2 separate regions of the Homo sapiens genome follow, and region 1 is linked to region 2. A link is an interaction called in ENCODE POLR2A ChIA-PET data of the cell type or tissue named here. Cell type or tissue: MCF 10A. All regions are shown on one strand.

Region 1 (2,500 bases), 130 kb before region 2:
TCAAGAAACAGGATTATCATGAAGAAAACTTCTAAACTTCACAGACGTTAAAGCATTATTTTAAGAAATGGAGACATATTAGGTCTAAGGATTGGAACACTGAATATTTTGTAGATGTTCAATTCACATTTCACTTTTTAATTGGAATGGTTCTAGTGTTTCACCATTCATTAAGTATGATACAGCTACTGCCTTCTGACATTCATTCATTCGTTCATTCATTCATTCATTCATTTGAGACGGAGTCTCCATCGCCCAGGCTGGAGTGCAACAGCGCGATCTCAGCTCACTGCAACCTCCGCCTCCGGGGTTCAAGCGATTCTCCTGCCTCAGCCTCCCGAGTAGCTGGGATTACAGTTGCACATCACCACGACCAGCTAATTTTTTTGTATTTTTAGTAGAGACAAGGTTTCACCATGTTGGCCAGGCTGGTCTCAAACTCCTGACCTCAGGTGATCCACCTGCCTTGGCCTCCCAAAGTGCTGGGATTACAGGCGTGAGCCACCGTGCCCAGCCCTGACATTTATTATGTAGGAAACTATTCTATTCCTAAAAATGTAAAATCAGTAAATGGTGTGAATTCTCAATTTTCAAATCATTTTTTGAGATGGGCATATAGCTGTTCACCTCTGATATAATTGCATAACTTCCTAATGCTAAACCTTGGTCTCAATATATTGTTCTTCTAAAATGCCACTGGATGAGCTGCGCATGGTGGCTCACGTCTGTAATCCCAGCACTCTGCGAGGCCAAGGTGGGAGGATCACCTGAGGCCAGGAGTTCAAGACCAAACTGGGCAACATAGTGAGAACTCATCTCTACAAAAATTTTATAAAATTAGTTGAGTATGGTGGCATAAGCCTGCAGTCCTAGCTACTTAGGAGGTTGTGGAGGGAGCACTGCCTGAGCCCAGGCATTCGTTACGGTGAGCTACGGCAGAGCAAGATCCTGTCTCTTAAAAAACTTTTTAAAATGGCACTGGATTAAAATTTTATATAGTATTTTCTTTTTACTTTTAATTTCATAAGCAAGATTTGTAGTTTGTGTGTGTGTGTGCTATCTTTGTTGGACTTTGGTTTCATAGTTATGCTAACTTTTTAATATATGCTGGAACATTTTCCAATTTTTTAAGTCTAGAACACTTTATATGGTACTGAAGTTACCTGTTTCAGTTTTGTTTTTTGTTTTTGTTTTTTTGTTTTTTTGCTTTTTTCTAAGAGACAAGGTCTCACTCTGTAACCCAGGCTAGAGTGCAGTGGTGCAATCATAGCTTACTAAAGCCTCAAACTCCTGGGTTCAAGTGATCCTCCTACCTCAGCCTCCTGAGGAGCTGGGACTGACTACAGGTGTGCACCACCACACCTGGCTAATTTTTTTTTATTTCTTAGGGACGAGTCTTACTATGTTGCCCAGGCTGGTCCTGAACTCTTGGCCTCGAGAGATCCTGCTGCCTCAACCTCCCAAGTAGCTAAGATTATGGGTGTAAGCCACCACACCCTGCTCAGGTAATTTTCTAAACCAGACACTCTTAAATATGCAAAACATCAGTAACTTCAAATGTTTTATCGTAACATTATTTTCTCCATTCTTAAATAAGTGTCTCCAATTCTGTGTTCAATACTTTCTAGCTTTGACGGTTAAAAATTTAAAACCTTTTAACTATAATATACAAATTATGCTTTAAAATGTGCTGATTCCTAAACAAAGCAAGTTTGAATTTATAACGTTGCCAAAGTTGTTTTCCAGAAATTTTACAGCCCAAACTATACTGAGACAATAATATATCACTGTAAAATACAGTATTATCCATGTCTCAACAATAGTCTCAATAGCATTTTATTAAAAGTGCAGCTATATTAAAAACAAAACATGTGTTTAATATTACCCATTTATGGCTATGTTTCTTTTTTCAACTAGATTTTAGTTCACCACAGTTAGAAACATGAAGCCTTTGCACGGTACTGTTAAATTCCATTATTGCTTATTGATCAATAATTACCATTCATTTTATTTCTGGTATATATTACTCCCAGATCTGCTGGAATGGAGTCAAAGCCGCTGCTTCCAATGATATAAACCCCTTTGTCTGCAGCTTTCTCATGATACTTCAGTTGCATTAGTTCCAGAAACTAAAAAATCCAGGATAAGAATTTTAATTAGTTATGCAGAAAGATGTAGACCAGTATTAAATAATTTATCTTTAAAAACAAAGCAACCAAACTTTGAAAATGCTAAGCAGTGTGGCTCTGCAGCAAAACATTAACTGTCAAAATATTTTCCACTTATTCGGCAAATACAGCGCCTACTGCACACCAGGTGGTACAGAAGTTGTGCTCGTCTGACTGTATGACACTTAATTTTTTTAGAATGACTTTTAAATATAAAAGTAATGCCTATTATAAAATATTAAAATATAAAAAATAGAAAGCAAAAAAAAAATGACCCCAAACAGCATTACCCAGATGAACATCATCACAGACATAAAGCTCCGCACACGTAC
Region 2 (2,500 bases):
CGCCTCAGCCTCCCAAAGTGCTGGGATTACAGGCCTGAGCCACTGCGCCTGGCTGGGAGTTATTGTTTAATGGCACAGAGATTCTGTTTGGGGAGATAAAAGTTTTAGAAATAGATATAAATGATGGTTGCACAACATTATGAATGTAATTAATGCCACTGAACTGTAGAATGAAATGGTTAAAATGGCACATTTATGTACAGAAAAAAATGTCTTCAGTTCTGTGATTTAATGGGTCTTTGAGTCATTGCATAACCGAATTCCTCAAACCGCCTTACCCATTAATGCTGATGCATATCTTGGGCATAATTTTGGAAGGCAGATCAGAAATAAATTTTAACACACGCTTGATGTGGTTCCTGTGAAGAATCTCTCTGCCCTGCTCCCTTTTTCTGACATGTTTCATCCTCTAAGGTTCTGATCAATGCCATGAAAATGGAAAGGAGGGTGAAGGACAATGCTCACTTTTTTTTCTTTGAGACAGAGTTCCGTTCTTGTTGCCCAGGCTGGAGTGCCATGGCATGATCTCGGCTCACTGCAGCCTCTGCCTCCCAGGTTCAAGCAATTCTCCTGCTTCAGCCTCCCAAGTAGCTGGGATTACAGGCGCCCACCACCATGCCCATATAATTTTTTGTAGTTTTAGTAGAGACGGGGTTTTGCCATGTTGGCCAGGCTGGTCTCAAACTCATGGCCTCAGGTGATCCGCCTGCCTCAGCCTCTCAAAGTGCTGGCATTAAAGGCGTGAGCTGCCGTGCCTGGCCAGTGCTCACCTTTTAAATACCTCCAGTCATTGGCTAACCATACCGAAGCAGCAAACAGGAAACATCCCTTCCTTTTCCTCAACACTAGACACGGGTATTATGACTGAAATAAATCTGGAAATTAGTCAACTTCCTTCTGACCTGACCTCGGGCCAAAAGAATGTATTATGTGATTATGACATAATTACCACGTGCTGAGTGTGCCATGCTCCCTCCCACACCCCCGGGTTGCACCCTCTGCCTGCAGAGGGAGTGATGCAGGGCTTCACTGAAGAGCTTAGGCTGGAGTCCAGCTGCCCTGTTAACCTAAAGTAAGCAACCTGACTCGCTCAACCCGTCTTCTTGTAAACTAATGGCAAAAGGTTAAATAAGGTGACGTACAACGTACATCCAGAATTTACTAGGCATACAACATGGCGACACTATTCTTGCACTTGAGTGTTGACTAAGTGGTTTTAATGTCAATACAGGGACGGGAAGACAGGAACAGCCACTGGACTTGATTTCAGGTGGCAGTCTTAAAACGAACCTCATGAAACTCCAGTGGAATTTGAAAAATGCGTGGGAACAAGAGCTCCCTTAGGCTGCTAACGGCCAAGGCTCCCCATCCCTTGGTGCTTAGGTTGTAAAAGCAGGTAACCCACGGGCTTAAATCCTGTTGATCACACAGCATTTATGTGACTCCCGCAAGCTCCACCACTGTCTAGAGCCTGCTTCAGGCTTTCTAATCAAGGCACAATCAGTACACATAAATATTTCTGGGATTTAGCATCTAAATTATGTAGAACATGTCAATAAGCATTAATGTTTGGATTCTCTACTTTTCCTCTCAGAAGTTTGATTAGACATTTTACACTTTAACACGTTTTATTAAAAACTAAAACTGTGTAAGACATTTGCCCAAGCATGCAATTTGTGATGCTAATTCTTAAACCTCTTCTTTTTTAAAAAAACGTTAAAGACAGGGTCTCTGTTGCCCAGGCTACAGTACAGTGGCAGGATCATACAAACTCGAACTCATGGGGTCTAGTGATGATCCTCCTACCTCAGCCTCTTGAGTCAATGGGACCTCAGGCACATGCCACCATGCCCAGCTAATTTAAATTATTTATTTATTATTTATTTATTTGTTTTTTTTGTAGAGACAGGTTCTCTATGTTTTCCAGGCTGGTTTTTGTTTTGTTTTGTTCTGTTTTCTTGTTGTTTTGTTTTTTGAGACGGAGTCTTGCTCTGTTGCCGGGCTGGAGTGCAGTGGTGCAATCTCGGCTCACTGCAATGTTCACCTCCCCGGTTCAAGGGATTCTCCTGCCTCAGCCTCCCGAGCAGCTGGGACTACAGGCGGGTGACACCATGCCCGGCTAATTTTTGTATTTTCAGTAGAGATGGGGTTTCACCATGTTGGTCTGGATGGTCGCGATCTCTTGGCCTCGTGATCCGCCCACCTCTGTCTCCCAAAGTGCTGGGATTGTAAGCGTTGAAAGATTCTCCCCGGGGCCTGAAAGCTTGGGGGGATGAATAACTCCTCCCTTCTCAGGCCCAGTCCCAAAGCACACTTGCGCCAGCAGCATGTGTCACCAAGGTAGCCGAAGCAGGAAGAGGGCTGGCCGGAAGACATTACTCCTGAGGATCGAGAGAGAGGCCATCCGGGTACCACGTAGCAGTGACGTCAGACAGGGACACTTCCTGTTTACAGGAGACTGTAAAACCCCTGCCCGGTCCTCACGTGGGGCTGACGCCAT

The links. Peaks named below come from ENCODE experiments on the same cell type or tissue, not always from the same donor. Only the 100,000 strongest peaks of a DNase experiment are listed, where the experiment ranks them.
Region 1: POLR2A ChIA-PET joins it to region 2 with 5 read pairs; 2 of 35 experiments call an interaction of 5 or more read pairs at or near these places.

What each region holds. Positions count from the first base shown.
Region 1 is chr1:246,739,801-246,742,300 of GRCh38, reverse strand. SCCPDH (saccharopine dehydrogenase (putative)) reads right to left here. Exons shown (of 12, transcript NM_016002.3): 4 at 2,000-2,129. Among named protein-coding and RNA genes, the nearest start is that of SCCPDH, 17 kb to the right of the region's middle. In MCF 10A, no CTCF peak of the experiment used is centred here; no DNase peak of the experiment used is centred here.
Region 2 is chr1:246,607,555-246,610,054 of GRCh38, reverse strand. All of the region lies in intron 2 of CNST (consortin, connexin sorting protein), which reads right to left. It overlaps LOC105373271 (a long non-coding RNA gene), which reads left to right and starts at 985. Exons shown (of 2, transcript XR_001738569.2): 1 at 985-1,072. In MCF 10A, no CTCF peak of the experiment used is centred here; a DNase peak (open chromatin) is centred at 944.